2 separate regions of the Homo sapiens genome follow, and region 1 is linked to region 2. A link is an interaction called in ENCODE POLR2A ChIA-PET data of the cell type or tissue named here. Cell type or tissue: PC-3. All regions are shown on one strand. Links, peaks and the distances in the headings refer to the core of each region. The heading gives the core; the rest is flanking DNA.

Region 1 (2,911 bases), core at 297-2,796, 300 kb after region 2:
ACAGAATGGAAATGGAGACCTGAGAAGAGGTCTGGGAGAGATGACAGTGGAAGATGAAGGATATATTTTTTGAAGGTAGGACCCACAGGATTTTTTGATGAATTAGATGTGGGATGCCCTTTCCATCCTGGCTAACCCAGTGTCAGAAGCTACCTCCATCCAAGTATTGCCACCTTCTTGCCTTCCCCCACTTTTTAGCCACCCCTTAGCCTTTTCCTCCTGCCTTTCCTCCCCTATATCCTCCCTCCTATCTGAGGGAAATCTCACTTCTCTTTTTCTTTTTTTTTTTGTTTTGAGACAGAGTCTCGCTCTGTTGCCCAGGCTGGAGTGCAGTGGCGCAATCTCGACTCACTGGAACCTCCGCCTCCCAGATTCAAGCGATTCTCCTGCCTCAGCCTCCAGAGTAGCTGGAACTACAGACGTGCGCCACCATGCCCGGCTAATTTTTATATGTTTAGTAGAGACGGGGTTTCACCGTGTTGGCCAGGCTAGTCTCGAACTCCTGACCTCAGGTGATCTGCCCACCTTGGTCTCCCAAAGTGCTGGGATTACAGGCATGAGCCACCTCACCTGGCCTCTTTTCTTTCTTTCTTTTTTTCTTCCTTTCTTTCTTTCCATTTTTTTTTTTTTTTTGAGACAAGGTCTCGCTCTGTTGCCCAGGCTGGAGTGCAGTGGCAGGATCATAGCTCACGGCAGCCTCAACCTCCTGGGCTTAAGTGATCCTCCCACTTCAGCCTCCTGAGTAGATGGGTCCACAGATGCATGCCACCACGCCCGGCTAATTTTTGTATTTTTTGTAGAGGTGGGATTTCATCATGTTGCCCAGGCTGGTCTCGAACTCTTGGGCTCAAGCGGCCCGCCCGCCTCGGTCTCCCAAAGTGCTGAGATTACAGGCATGAGCCACCAAGCCCCGACCCTCACTTCTCTTTTAAGGCCCAGCAAGAAGGCCGGCAAACCTTTCCAGGACCCCACCCTATCCCTCTTCCTCCTTTGAAATTCCACACTACTTCCCTCCCCTCCAGCGTTGGGGAGAGGCGGCAGATCTATCCCCTCCTCCCGGATTGGTGAGCTCGTCTGACCTTCAAGATCCACGCCCATTTACCCTCACCATCTATTGGCCTTATCACCTATTGGCTTATCAGTCACTTCTAAGACCCACCTCCTCGTCGCTTCCGTGGCTCTTGCGCTCCGCTGATTCGCCACTGCGCAAGTCCCCCGATATTCCCTCCCTTTATTGGTTGCTCTGCTTCTCTCCCCCCGCCTTTCCGCCGAGTTGCCCTTCTACCTCCCTCCCATTGGCTCTTCATTCTGTCCATCTTGAAGCACCATTCTTCTTTTCTCCATTCATTAGCTAGTTTTTCAGCTCTTAGCAGGTAGTTCTGCCTCTTGATTGGCTCCTTCAAACTTCAGTCCTTACTTGCCCCAGTAAACGCCTTACGTACTCTCTACCCCTGACTCTTATTGGTTCACTGACCCGCTCGTCTCCTTCCTTGTACCCTCCTTGGCCGCACCGCTCGCCGGTCACTCACCAGACTACATCTGATTGGAGAAGGAGGTGGGTGCACCCTGCGGGCCGTAGCCTTGCTGCCCATAGTCGCCCTGAGGCCCGTAGCCACTGCCACCGCTGCCGGCTGGTTGACCATAGTCAGGCTGGTAGCCGCCCTGAGGCCCGTAGGAATCCTGGGGCCCGTACCCGCCGGGGCCCTGCCCGTAGCCTGCATCGCCGTAGGCGTCCCCGGGTGCCGGTTGTTTCTCGGGGGCGCCGGGAGGCGCGCGCAGGAACGGGGCGGCCCAGCCTGTCTCCTTAAACACGAACCACAGGTTGCCGACCCAGAGCACCAGGTTCAGGAAGCCGAACACCTGCAGGGAGACAAGGCTCGGCTGTGGTACCCCGCCCATTGCCTTGGCGGCCCTGCGTGCAGGAATGAGCATGCGGGGAATGAATCCGTAGGCTCCGCAAGGTGGGGGTTTCTGAAACCCAGACTCTCTGAGTCCCAGTGCGAGAACGTCGATGTGCAGAAAAATCACCTCTGGCGGGGTGGGCGTGTTAGAAGAATTTGGAGCCCTGGGGATGCTGCGATCTATCAGTATTACATATACAATTATTTACATATTTGCACATATACACATTATATACACATTTATGCATGTTTAAAATGTAAATTTGTAATATATTCATAGTAAAATGTAAGGATACAAACTTATTAAATATAGCTATACCACTAACATGCATCTAAATAAATGTAGATAAAATATATGTATAAGTGCACATGTATAAGATATATGAAACTTGCATAATTTTTTTTTTGAGATGGAGTTTCGCTCTTGTTGCCCAGGCGGGAGTGCAATGGCACGATCTCGGCTCACCACAACCTTCGCCTCCCGGGTTCAAGCAATTCTCCTGCCTCAGCCTCCCGAGTAGCTGGGATTACAGGCATGCACCACCACACCAGCTAATTTTGTATTTTTAGTAGAGATGGGGTTTCTCCATGTTGGTCAGGCTGGTCTTGAACTCCCGACCTCAGGTGATCTGCCCGCCTCGGCCTCCCATAGTGCTGGGATTACTGGCGTGAGCTACCGCACCCGGCCACATAAAGTAATTTTAAGACATAAAACACTTTCTGTACCTTTCCTTATATGCCAAGCCCTCTTCTAAGAGCTTTACATGTTATAAGCTCACTTAAAATTCAGTTTTGGGCAGGAAATACTATCTCCATTTTACAGTTGAGGAAACTGAGGCCCTAGAGGCTAAGTTACCTGAAGTCTCACATCCAGCAAGTGACAGGAAAGAAAAGTTGTAATCTTAGCATCTGTAACCCTTGTATACGACTTACCTTGTGCCAGGCCCTTTTCTGAGCACTCCGTATTCTTAGTTCAATAAATACTCAACTTTGGAGCAGGACCTATTATT
Region 2 (2,911 bases), core at 181-2,680:
CTCCATCTGAAAAAAAAAAAAAAAGGGCCGGGCGCAGTGGCTCACACCTGTAATCCCAGCATTTTGGGAGGCCAAGGCGAGCAGATCACGAGGTCAGGAGATCGAGACCATCCTGGCTAACATGGTGAAACCCTGTCTCTACTAAAAATACAAAAAAATTAGCCGGGCGTGGTGGCAGGCACCTGTAGTCCCAGCTACTCAGGAGGCTGAGGCAAGAGAATGGCATGAACTCGGGAGGTGGAGCTTGCAGTGAGCAGAGATCACGCCATTGCACTCCAGCCTGGGCAACAGAGCAAGACTCCGTCTCCAAAAAAAAAGGGCCGGGCGCGGTGGCTCACGCCTGTAATCCCAGCACTTTGGGAGGCCAAGGCAAGCGGATCACGAGGTCAGGAGATCGAGACCATCCTGGCTAACATGGTGAAACCCCATCTCTACCAAAAATACAAAAAATTAGCCAGGCGTGGTGGCGGGTGCCTGTAGTCCCAGCTACTTGGGAGGCTAAGGCAGGAGAATGGCGTGAACCTGGGAGGTAGAGGTTACAGTGAGCCGAGATCGAGCCACTGCACTTGAGCCTGGGCGACAGAGCGAGACTCTGTCTCAAAAAAAAAAAAAAAAAGTTATGTATTCTGAGTGTTTTGAGAAAACCAAAGCTTTAGCAGAAAAACACCTGGGAAAGCTTCACCAGAAAATCTTTCTCCACCACAACAATGCTCCTGCCTACTCCTCTCATCAAACAAAGGCAATTGTCATTTCATTTTTCCACACTTTTTGAAGTCCCCTTGTATTGTGGCTATTCATCCTTTGTCAACCATATGTGTTTGAAGCTGACTATGTCTTTTTGGGTAGACATATCTGTATGTCGGTCTAGGCAGATGGGCCCCACAAAACCACTGCACTCCCGTTATGGCTGGGAAGAGCAAGCAAATATTTCCTATGCCTCTAGGGGATACAGATTTAACCGAGAGTTAGACCTGGAAGTACCCCATAGTCAGTTTGAGGGATAAAGCAGGAGCATCATACATGAGTCAACATCCAAGGACCACATAGTATCTGGCACATCTCAGAAGATGCCTGTGTTGGCCGGGCACAGTGGCTCATGCCTGTAACCCCAGCACTTTGGGAGGCCAAGGCAGGCAGATCATTCGAGCCCCAGAGTTCAAGACCAGCCTGGGCAACATGGCAAAACCCCATCTCTACAAAAAAGTATAAAAATTAGCTGGATGTGGTGGCTCACGCCTGTGGTCCCAGTTACTCGGGAGGCTGAGGCAGGAGAATCACTTGAGCCCAGGAGGTTGAGGCTGCAGTGAGCTGAGATGGCACCACTACACTTCAGCCTGGGTGACAGAATGAGACCTTGTCTCAAAAAGAACGAAAGAAGGAAAGCCTGTTTGAACTGAAAGGGGGCTAAGTGGGGGACAGATCCTAAAGGAATCCTTTGATTTTGTAGATGGAAAACATAACATGCTCATTATTTCACTGAAATTTAAAGAAAATTGACTATCCTTTGTATTTTGCAATAAAAAGTTAGCTCCATAGGCCTAAATGTATTTTCTTTTTAATGTTCACCTAATTAAATTCCAGATCCAGACACTAGCCTTAATAATGATTGTCTTTATAATTAACTAAAGGAATCTAAGTTTCCTTTTGGCTGTGGGGGGAGAGAGTCCAATCTCCATCATAAAGTTTGTTTACACCATCTGATTTGGTGAAGTGTTGAATTGAGAAACTTTGACAAGAATGTCTGTCTTGAGTCCCTGTACAACTACAGAACCCTCTGAAATGCCCAGGATCGTTACCAACGCCATCTCCATTAAGTCAAGTCTGTCCACAGTGGGGAGAGCAAAAGGTTGGTTAACAAATACAAAAGTACAGCTATAGGCCAGGCCAGGCTGCTCTTGCCTGTAATCCCAGCGCTTTGGGAGGATCACTTGAGCCCAGGAGTTCAAGAGCAGCCCGTGAAACATGGTGAGATCTTGTCTTCAATAAAAAATAAAGGCCGGGCGTGGTGGCTCACGCCTGTAATCCCAGCACTTTGGGAGGCCGAGGCGGGCGGATCACGAGGTCAGGAGATTGAGACCATCCTGGGTAACACAGTGAAACCCCGTCTCTAATAAAAATACAAAAAAATTAGCTGGGCGTGGTGCCGGGCGCCTGTAGTCGCAGCTACTCGGGAGGCTGAGGCAGGAGAAAGGCGTGAACCCGGGAGGCGGAGCTTGCAGTGAGCTGAGATTGCGCCACTGCACTCCAGCCTGGGTGACAGAGCAAGACTCCATCTCAAATAAAATAAAATAACATAAAATAAAATAAAATAAATAAAAAATTATCCAGGCATGGTGGTGCATGCCTGTAGTACCACCTACTTGGGAGGCTGAGGCAGGAGGATCGCTTGAACCCAGGAGGTTGAGGGTGCAGTGAGCTATGATGGTGCCACTGCACTCCAGCCCAGGCGACAAAGTGAGATCCTGCCTCAAAATGAAAAAGTCACACTGTACCCCATAAATATTTACAATTATTATGTGTCTATTAAAAATAATAGGCTGGGGCCAGGCACAGTGGCTCACATCTGCAATCCCATCACTTTGGGAGGCCGAGGCAGGTGGATCACCTGAGGTCAGGAGTTTTAGACCAGCCTGGCCAACATGGTGAAACCCCATCTCTACTAAAAAAAAAAAATAATACAAAAATTAGCTGGGCATGGTGGTGTGTGCCTGTAAGCCCAGCTACCTGGGAGGCTGAGGCAGGAGAATTGCTTGAACCCAGGAGGTGGAGTTTGCAGTGAGCTGAGATCACGCCACTGTACTCCAGCCTGGGTGACAGAGCAAGACTCTGTCTCGAAAATAATAAAATAATAATAATAATAATAATAATAGGCCAGGTGTAGTGGCTCACACTTGTAATCCCAGCACTTTGG

What was found. ChIA-PET counts read pairs that join two places held together with the same protein. Peaks named below come from ENCODE experiments on the same cell type or tissue, not always from the same donor. Only the 100,000 strongest peaks of a DNase experiment are listed, where the experiment ranks them.
Region 1: POLR2A ChIA-PET joins it to region 2 with 11 read pairs; 2 of 35 experiments call an interaction of 5 or more read pairs at or near these places.

The regions. Positions count from the first base shown.
Region 1 is chrX:49,189,904-49,192,814 of GRCh38, forward strand. It overlaps SYP (synaptophysin), which reads right to left. Exons shown (of 7, transcript NM_003179.3): 6 at 1,530-1,860. The coding sequence ends at 1,534. Among named protein-coding and RNA genes, the nearest start is that of PRICKLE3, 5.0 kb to the left of the region's middle. RefSeq lists a silencer at 341-420 and an enhancer at 1,260-1,329. In PC-3, for the core only: no CTCF peak of the experiment used is centred there; a DNase peak (open chromatin) is centred at 1,378; H3K4me3 peaks cover 1,767 bases; H3K27ac peaks cover 650 bases.
Region 2 is chrX:48,885,683-48,888,593 of GRCh38, forward strand. No RefSeq gene overlaps it. Among named protein-coding and RNA genes, the nearest start is that of TIMM17B, 11 kb to the right of the region's middle. In PC-3, for the core only: no CTCF peak of the experiment used is centred there; no DNase peak of the experiment used is centred there.